2 separate regions of the Homo sapiens genome follow, and region 2 is linked to region 1. Evidence: chromatin contacts called from ENCODE Hi-C or POLR2A ChIA-PET data. All regions are on one chromosome and are shown on one strand. The core of a region is the stretch at or near the end of the contact, and the rest is flanking DNA. Distances in the headings are between cores, read along the strand shown. Region 1 holds the start of HLA-DRB5 (major histocompatibility complex, class II, DR beta 5). Region 2 has its middle 26 kb from the start of HLA-DQB1.

Evidence for each region. Hi-C counts contacts between places; a loop is a spot of excess contacts on that map. ChIA-PET counts read pairs that join two places held with the same protein, here RNA polymerase II (POLR2A). Pooled maps may share reads with other maps.
Region 2: a map with no recorded cell type shows a loop between it and region 1 (4-fold over the local background). The contact joins the enhancer-like site here to the promoter of HLA-DRB5 in region 1. A Hi-C loop is called at or near these places in 6 of 37 single-sample maps with no recorded cell type and 3 of 50 pooled maps. POLR2A ChIA-PET finds 5 or more read pairs at or near these places in 2 of 52 experiments (OCI-LY7 and activated B cell).

What each region holds. Positions count from the first base shown.
Region 1 is chr6:32,526,870-32,532,474 of GRCh38, forward strand. It overlaps HLA-DRB5 (major histocompatibility complex, class II, DR beta 5), which reads right to left and starts at 3,418. Exons shown (of 6, transcript NM_002125.4): 1 at 3,256-3,418. The coding sequence starts at 3,355.
Region 2 is chr6:32,690,409-32,694,636 of GRCh38, forward strand. No RefSeq gene overlaps it. Among named protein-coding and RNA genes, the nearest start is that of HLA-DQB1, 26 kb to the left of the region's middle. Within about 2 kb of position 1,788, at least 2 of the 41 ENCODE cell types and tissues checked have a DNase peak (open chromatin) inside an H3K27ac peak, as active enhancers do.

The DNA of each region.
Region 1 (5,605 bases), core at 2,168-4,667:
TCAATAAATCATCTCAAACTTAAACAAAACTTTTATTTCCAACCACCCACTTCAAATCATTTCCTCCCACAGTTTTCCCTATCTCAATAAACACCACCACCTTTCACTAATTTGTCAAAACAAAATCCTTAGGAATAAGCTTGATATTTCTACCCCCTTTACAGTAATCCATTAACAAGGTAAGCAAAATCCACTTTATCTTTTTCACTGTCTTTATCACTAGTGAACTCAAGCCTATTTTCCCTGAGGATTCCCTGCTGTGCTCCTAAATAGTCTTCCTAACCACTTGTCAACCCCAACAATCCAATCCCCACAGAGTAGCTAGAATTAGTTTTAAAAATTCAATATAGGCCGGGCACGGTGGCTCACGCCTGTAATCCCAGCACACTGGGAGGCTGAGGCAGGTGGATCACGAGGTCAAGAGATCAAGACCATCCTGGCCAACATGGTGAAACCCTGTCTTTACTAAAAATACCAAAATTAGCTGGGCGTGGTGGTGCACTCCTGTAATCCCAGCTACTTGGGAGGCTGAGGCAGGAGAATCTCTTGAACCCAGAAGGCAGAGGCTGCAGTGAGCCGAGATAGTGCCACTGCACTCCAGCCTGGTGACAGAGCAAGACTATATCTCAAAAAAAAAAAAAATTAAAAAATTAAAAAAAAAGAATATAAATTGACTTTCCTTGTAACCATCCAGTAGCTTCCCATATCTATTTAAATAAAATTCAGGCCATGCGCAGTGGCTCACGCCTGTAATCCCAGCACTTTGGGAGTCTCAGGCGGGCAGATTACTTGAGGTCAGGAGTTGAAGACCAGCCTGGCCAACATGGTGAAAGTCTGTCTCTAGTAAAAACACAGAAAAAATAGCTGAGCATGGTGGCAGGTACCTGTAATCCCAGCTACTTGGGAGACTGAGGCAAGAGAATCACTTGAACCCGGGAGGCAGAGGTTGCAGTGAGCTGAGACCATGCCATTGCACTCCAGCCTGGGCAACAAGAATGAAACTCCCTCTCAAAAATAAATAAGATAAATAAATAAATTAATAAAATAAAATAAAATTCAAGTTTCTTACCATGGACATCAGAGCCTGATATGAGGCTCCCGACTTCCTCTCTGCATCCTACCTCATCTTCTGCCACTGCATTTCCTTGCTTGCTCACTTCAGTCCCTCTAGCCTTCTTTCTGTCCCTGCACATAATTTCCCACACCAGGGCTTCCCCCCCAATTCGGTCTCCCTGGAACTTTCGTCCCTTAGATCTTCACGACTGTCTACTTATTTTGTTTTCTCAGCTGGATGTCACTTTCTCAAGTAGGGCTCTCTAGACATATGAACTAAAGTAGGTGAATCCATTTCTCTCTTTTCCACAAACCTGATGTCTTTTCTTCAGTGCACTATGACTCTCTGAAATTTTCTTCTTTGTTAAATGCTTATTGGGTTAGTGTCTGTCTCCTCCACTCTTGTGTAACCTTGAGAGTCGGGACCCTCTCTATCTTACTCAAATAGAATGATTTGAACCTAGAAGGGAGCCCAGTACAGAGTAGCTGCTGATAAAAATAACTGTGGTTTATATTAATAAACCATGGTTCTGGGAACTGATCACTGCAAGGATCCTGGAAAGCAAGAAGGGGCTCGAGCTCCAGCACTCTTTCAATTTGATGTCACACTAGAATCCTTCTCCTCCCGGTGAGAAATACAGGCAAATTTCTTCTTTCTCCTCCTTCTAATTGGAAGAAGAATTCACAGATAAAGAAACAGTGATTTAAGAAAAAAGAAATTTTTCATTGAGATTCATTGCCTGGGCAATGAATTCACCGTGCCTGGGTGCGGTGGCTTACACCTACAATCCTAGCATGCTGGGAGGCCAAGGCAGGAGGATTGTTTGAGTCCAGGAGTTTAAGACCACCCTGGGCAACATGGCAGAAATCTCATCTCCAACAAAATTAGTTGGGCTTGTAGTCTCCGCTGCTCTGGAGGCTGAGGAGGAAGGATAGCTTGAGTCTTGGAGGCAGAGGTTGCAGTGAGCCTAGATCGGACCACTGCATTACAGCCTGGGTGACAGAGCCAGGCCCTATCTCAAAAAGAAAAAAATTATCTCTTTCAATGGATCTCATAGTGCTAAGGATCTGTGCAAGCTTTAGGGATTTCTGGATATGATGACAACATAGCTGGGGAAAAATAGAGAGAAACTGGAGGAAGAGGTAAGCAGACATGGCTAATTAAGGAAAGCTGAGGGCATGACGGGTGAACCTATGAAATTTAGGACAAGACCCCAGTAAGACAATGAGTTCCCAGGACTTGATCATTAACTTTCAGCCCTATGAGATGTGAACAATGTCCACATTCTCTCTGTAACCCCACACAGAGTATATAGTTTTAACCTTATCAAATTTCTGATATTTGACTATTTTTGACTTACAAAAATAGAATTTCATATAATTTGTCCTATGTTAGTTGAATCTCTTCCTGTCATGTCTAGTTAGAGCATGTAGGAGATATAGGAGCAAATAGTATAGAAAGGTTAAAAAAGATTTGTAATAAACTCTAACCTGGGCCAGGTTTTTAGAGGATGCCTTAAGTCCTTTAGGCACCAAAGAATACCTCATAGATGCCCTTTAACTGTAGGGTGACTCCACATACTAAAGATCTCAGCTTCAGCTCCAAGGATTTTTCCCCATAAGAAAAAGCACTAAGCATAACTTCTGTCAGAGACCTTGCATACATTACAGGGTAAACATTGGAGTTCAGAAAGAAAAGAAAGGAGGTAATGGGGAGGCCACTGGGTCCATTCTCACATATGAGGAAGAGGAGCCAATATCACAGGTTCTGTCAAGGGCATAACACAGGATTGTCTAGGAGAGACCCTTTGAATTCCCTTGACTCCCACAAAATTTTCAGAAAAAAACTCGTTTTGTCTGACATAGGTCAACATAATAAAGGGAAGTGCTGTATGGGGAATTTATTTTAGCATCCTTATTTCTAAATCCTCTAAAGACCCTGAGGACATGTGATGAAAAGGTTTCATTGGTGGAGATTTGAGAAGAAATGACCTGTATGGAGGCCCCTTACACAGTCTCATGGAGAGGGCAAGTAGTCAAGCTCCTTTTGTGGAGGAAATAATTTGGGATCCCATGATAAAGATGGGCAATCTCTGAAGAAAATGTCACAATTTCTTAAGGCACCTGGCCTGGGCACAATGTTAACAAAACTCCCTATTTTCCCCACCCCATAGTAGCTCAGCACCCACAATGTGCACTTACGTCGGGTGTCCCCAGCCAAAGCCAGTGGGGAGCTCAGCACCATCAGTGTCACTGTCAGCTTTGCCATGTAGGAACCTCCAGGGAGCTTCAGACACACCATGCTGGAGAACAGGACAGGACCAGGGGCCAGAGGAGCAGGCAAGTCTCACTCAGGGAGAACTATGATCCCCCTCCACCCACATTCCAAATTATGGGGAGGAAGTTACTGATTTCCTTCCTCCTGGTTTGGGTACTCTCGTGTTGGAGAACCAATCAGCATCTGAGTTCAATAGTATCATCAGTTGCTGGTCAGAGATGCTGTATGAAGGTCCTCTTCTGAAACAGAATTTCCTTATTTAAAGGATTGTTTTAAATTAGTACTTGAAAGATTTGATCCAGTTGCACGTAAAACACTTTAACTGGGTCCCTATCGTGAGCCAGCTCTGTGCTGGTCAGTGATGTGTTCACAAGTTTGAGCCTTGTAAGAGCATTCATTTCCCACTTGACAAGACAATTGTTTGCAGAAGTGAGTGTGTGAGTGTGTTTAGGAGTAAAGGAGATGGAGGGAACATGGTTGTAAATTGGAGACCTTTAATCTGGTCCTTATTGCACCGTATCTTAATGTTGTAGATTTGGGAAAATTATTTCATGTCTCACAGTTGAAATGAAGGCACTGCAATCTTTCAGGTCTTTCAATACTGGACAATGCTGTGATTCTGTGGACGCCTGAAGGAGCAGCAGCCCCGGGTATCTGATAATATGACAGAATGACAGCTATTGACTAGAGAGCTTAATCCGTACCTATTTACAGGTAGGGATGTCTTTAATAAGTTAAAGGAAATTGAAAGTTTGTTAATAATTTAATCTGAGTAAAAATATCTTTTTCAAGTGTGTCTCCTGATGCTGTCCCCAAGTTCAGTGGCACCTCCAGAACACACACAGGCAAGGGGCTTGCAGGGGCCACCTATGTGCAATGGAGGGTCTGAAGGTGCCTTTGTATGGCATTTACCCTAACAATGTGATAAGGTCAACTGTGCAGTCCAAGTATTCGTGGGTCTGAGAGATCGATCGAAGACTGTGAAAGTCAGCTGTTCACAGAGCAACTATCTTTTCTTTTTTTTTGAGGCGGAGTCTTGCTCTGTTACCCAGGCTAGAGTGCAGTGGTGCGATCTTGGCTCACTGCAACCTCCGCCTCCTCAGTTCAAATGATTCTCCTGCCTCAGCCTCCTGAGTAACTCTGACGACAGACATGTGCCACCACGCTCGGCTAATTCTTTGTATTTTTAGTGGAGATGGGGTTTCACCGTGTTAGCCAGGATGGTCTCGATCTCCTAACCTCGTGTTCTGCCTGCCTTGGCCTCCCCAACTGCTGGGGCTACAGGCATGAGCCATCGTGCCTGGCCACAATTCTGTTTTAAAATAATTAATACCCTCCCCCTCCCCCTCCCCCTCTCCCTCTCCCTCTTTGCACGGTCTCCCTCTGATGCCGAGCCAAGGCTGGACTGTACTGCAGCCATCTCGGCTCACTGCAACCTCCCTGCCTGATTCTCCTGCCTCAGCCTGCCGAGTGCCTGGGATTGCAGGCGCGCACCGCCACACCTGACTGGTTTTCGCATTTTTTGGTGGAGACGGGGTTTTGCCGTGTTGGCCGGGCTGGACTCCAGCTCCTGACCGCCAGTGATCTGCCAGCCTCGGCCTCCCGAGGTGCCGGGATTGCAGACGGAGTCTCGCTCACTCAGTGCTCAATGTTGCCCAGGCTGGAGTGCAGTGGTGTGATCTCAGCTCGCTACAACCTCCACCTCCCAGCCGCCTGCCTTGGCCTCCCAAAGTGCCGAGATTGCAGCCTCTGCCCGGCCGCCACCCCATCTAGGAAGTGAGGAGCATCTCTGCCTGGCCACCCATCGTCTGGGATGTGAGGAGCCCCTCTGCCCGGCCGCCCAGTCTGGGAAGTGAGGAGAGCCTCTTCCCGGCCGTCATCCCGTCTAAGAAGTGAGGAGCGTCTCTGCCCTGCTGCCCATCGTCTGAGATGTGGGGAGCACCTCTGCCCCGCCGCCCCGTCTGAGATGTGAAGAGCGCCTCTGCCCGGCCGTGACCCCGTCTGGGAACTGAGGAGTGTCTCTGCCCCGCTGCCACCCCGTCTGGGATGTGAGGAGCCCCTCTGCCCCGGCCGCCCAGTCTGAGAAGTGAGGAACCCCTCCGCCCAGCAGCCACCCCATTTGGGAAGTGAGGAGCCCCTCCGCCCTGCAGCCGCCCCGTCTGGGAAGTGAGGAGCGTCTCCGCCCGGCAGCCGCCCCGTCTGGGAGGTGGGGGGCGCCTCTGCCCGGCTACCCCGTCTTGGAAGTGAGGAGCCCCTCTGCCCGGCTGCCACCCC
Region 2 (4,228 bases), core at 538-3,037, 160 kb after region 1:
ATGATGAGGCAGAGTCACTTGTCTCTGGCAGTCCAAGCTACTAAGAAGCACAAATAAAATATATAGTAGCAGGGGGAGATGGGAAGGGTGAGAGAATGTAGGATAAATTACCATTCAAACTGCCGGTAGAAATATAAAATTGTAAGGAATAAATTCCACAAAAAAATACAGTGTTTTAATTACAAAAATTTACCATGCAGCATAAAGACATAAATGATTTAAGAAACATGACATGTTCAGAGATGGGAGTGTAATTTTGGGCTTGTATTTTCAAACAAAATTCATATGACAATGAGAATTCAAACAGTTTAGATTATTAAAATTAAATTTAATGAAGTTGGTAGCTATATTCTGGTTATGTACAAGAATGTATCCTTTTCTTAGGAAATACACACTGAAGTACTTAAGGATAAAGAGTTCTGATGAGTGCAATTTCAGGAAAAAAAATATATAAGTACAAAATACTATTCTTATTGCAAGTTTTCTTTAAGTTTACTTTTTTATTTTTTTTTTTTGAGCAGAATAGTTGTCCAGGTGCAGTGGCTGACTTATTTATTTATTTATTATTTTTTTAATATATATGTTTTATTATACTTTAAGTTCTAGGGTACATGTACACAACGTGCAGGTTTGTTACATATGTATACATGTGCCATGTTGGTGTGCTGCACCCATTAACTCATCATTTACATTAAGTATATCTCCTAATGCTATCCCTCCCTCCTCCCCCCTCCCCACAACAGGCCCCCATGTGTGTGATGTTCCCCTTCCTGTGTCCAAGTGTTCTCATTGTTCTTTTTTACAAACTAAAATGAAAAAATCTACATGAGGCTATAAAAATATTACCTCTATAAAATAAAAACAAAATGGAATGTAAAAAGAGACTGGACACACCATAATGTGAAGATTCTCCTTTTTTGTGTACTCATATATCCAAAAAGGAAACTTTCCATTTTGTAGTTGGGAAGTAGAGCCAAGATGTAGGAGTAGGAGGGGAGTTGAGAACCAACAATTCAGTAAAAATGCTTTCAGTCAATTCCCATCTGTACTCAAAAAAAAAAAAAAATTTTTTTTTTTGAGACAAAGTCTTGCTTTTGTCCCCCAGGCTGGAGTGCAATGGCTTGATCTCAGCTCACTGCAACCTCCGCCTCTTGGGTTCAAGCGATTCTCCTTCCTCAGCCTCCCGAGTAGCTAGGATTACAGGCACCTGCCACCATGCTTGGCTAATTTTTGTATTTTTAGTAGAGACGGGGTTTCACCATGTGGCCAGGCTGGTCTCGAACTCCTGACCTCAGGTGATCTGCCCTCCTCGGCCTCCCAAAGTGCTGGGATTACAGGTGTGAGCCACTGCACCTGGCCTCAAAATTTAAATAATTAGGTAACAAACTATGACACAATTATATACAGTCCTTCAAAACAATGTTTTAGAAAGATATTTAATGACAAAATAGAGTTGTTTACCATATGTTAAATTTAAAAGGAGTTACAAATTAGCACATTCACTGTGATCTAAAACCTCTAAATCTGTTTATGTTTTTATTTATATCTACATTTATAGCTTTGAAGCCCTCCCAATATCAACTGTCACCCAAGGTTCTAAAATACAATAAAAGTGATCTTGTTTTCTTCTGTTCTTGGTTATAATTCTAAGATGGTCTGACAAGTCTATTGTGATTGACTTTAAAAATACAGATGTTAAATGAAATCTGTATGTGGAACTATTGGTCTCAATGATATATGCAACTCTGGAAGTTGGGTACTCAGCTTTATCTAATCTCTCCCTTTGCTCACCTCCACCAGGCTTGCAACGCCCTCTACAGTCCAGGCAACAGGTACATGGTTTTCAATCCCATTTGAACTGCTTCTGGGTCTCCCTATGTTGCCTAGGCTGGTTTCATACTCCTGAGCTCAAGCAATCCTCCCACCTTGGCCTCTCAAATTGCTCAAGCATCTTCTCTGAACCCAGTTGAATAAAACTGGAAATTAATAAGAAGAGAAATTTGGGAAACTATAAAAATACATGGAAATTAAACAATATGCTCCTGAATGACCAGTGGGTCAATGAAGAAATTAAGAGGGAAATTGAAACATTTATTGAAACAAATGACAATGAAAACACAACATACCAAAACCCATGGGATACAGCAAAAGCAGTAATAAGGAGGAAGTTTATAGCTATAAGTGCCTACATCAGAAAAGGAGAAACTTTAAATTAGCAATCTAATGATGCATCTTAAAAACTAGAAAAGCAAGAGGAAACCAAAGCAAAAATTAGTTGAAGAAAAGAAAAAGTAAAGATCAGAGTGGAAATAAATGAAATTGAAAAAAATACAAAAGATCTATGAAACAAAAATTTGCTTTTTTGAAAAGTTAAACAAAATTGACAAACCTTTAGCAAGACAAACTAAGAAAAAAAGAGAGAAGATCCAGATAAATAAAATCATAAATGGAAAAGGAGACATTACAACTGATACTGCAGAAATTCAAAGGATCATTAGTGGCTACTATGAGCAACTATATGCTATAAATTGGAAAACCTAGAAGAAATGGACAAAGTCCTAGACACATGCAACCTACCAAGATTAAAACAGGAAATAACTCAAAACCTAAAAAGATCAATAACAACAAGATCAAAGTCACAATAAACAGTCTACCAGTAAATAAATTCCAGGACCTGATGACTTCACTGCTGAATGCTACCAAACATTCAAAGAAGAACTAATACCAATCCTACTCAAATTATTCCAAAAAATAGAGAAGGAGGGAATACTTCTACAAGTATTTTATGAGGGAATACTTCTAAACTCATTCTATGAGCCCAGTATTACCTTGATACCAAAACCAGACAAAGACACATAAAAAAAACCTGTAGGCCAATATCTCTGATGAATATTGATGCAAAAATCCTCAACAAAATATTAGTAAACTGAATTAAACAATACATCAGAAAGATCACTCATAACAATCAAGTGGGATTTATCGCTGGGATGCAAGGATGGTTCAACATACACAAATTAACGTGATACATCACATCAACACAATGAAGATAAAAATAAAATGTTCATTTTAATTGATGCTGAAAAAAGCATTTGATAAAATTTAACATCATTTCATGTTAAAAATTCTCAAAAACTGGGGATATAAAGAACATACTTCAACATAATAAAAGCCATATATGACAGACCCACAGCTAGTATCATACTGAATGGGGAAAAACTGAAAGTCTTTTTTCTAAGATCTGGAACATGACAAGGATGCCACTGTCACCACTGTTATTCAACATAGTACTGGAAGTCCTAGCTAGAGCAATTAGACAAGAGAAAGATATAAATGGCATCCAAATTTAAAAGGAAGAAGTCAAATTATCCTTGTTTGCAGAGGATATGCTCCTATATTTATAAAAACTTAAAGACTCCACAAGAATACTATTAGAACTGATAAATTCAATAAAGTTCCAGGATAGAAAATCAGCACATAAAATCAGTAGAATTTCTATATGCCAATAGTGAACAATGTGAAAAAGAAATTTAAAAAGTAATTCTATTTAAAATAGCCACACACAAAATGAAATACCTAGGAATTAACTTGACCAATGAAGTGAAAAATCTCTATAATAAAAGAAATTGAGGAATAAGAAATCTCTATAATAAAAGAATTTTTTATAATAAATTCTGTATTCTATTATAATTCTATAATAAAGGAAATTGAGAATAAGAAATCTCTATAATACAAGAAATTTTTTTATAATAAAAAAAGGAAACATGTTCCATGTTCATGGCTTGGAAGAATCAATAGTGTTAAAATGTCCATACTACCCAAAGCAATCTACAGATTCAACACAATCACTATCAAACAACCAATGACATTTCTCACAGAAATGGAAAAAAATCTTAAAATTATATGGAACCACAAGACTCAGAATAGCTAAAGCCATCCTAAGCAAAAAGAATAAAACTAGAAGAATCACATTACTGACTTCAAATTATGCTACAGAGCTATGGTAACCAAAACAGCATGGTACTGGCATAAAAACAGACGTATAGACCAGTGGAATGGACTAGAGAACCCAGAAGCAAATCCACAAGCCTACAGTGCACTCATTTTTGACAAAAGTGCCAAAAACATACACTGGGGAAAAGACAGTCTCTGCAATAAGTGATGCTGGGAAAACTGGATATTCATATGCAGAAGAATAAAACTAGACTCGTTTCTCTCATCATATACAAAA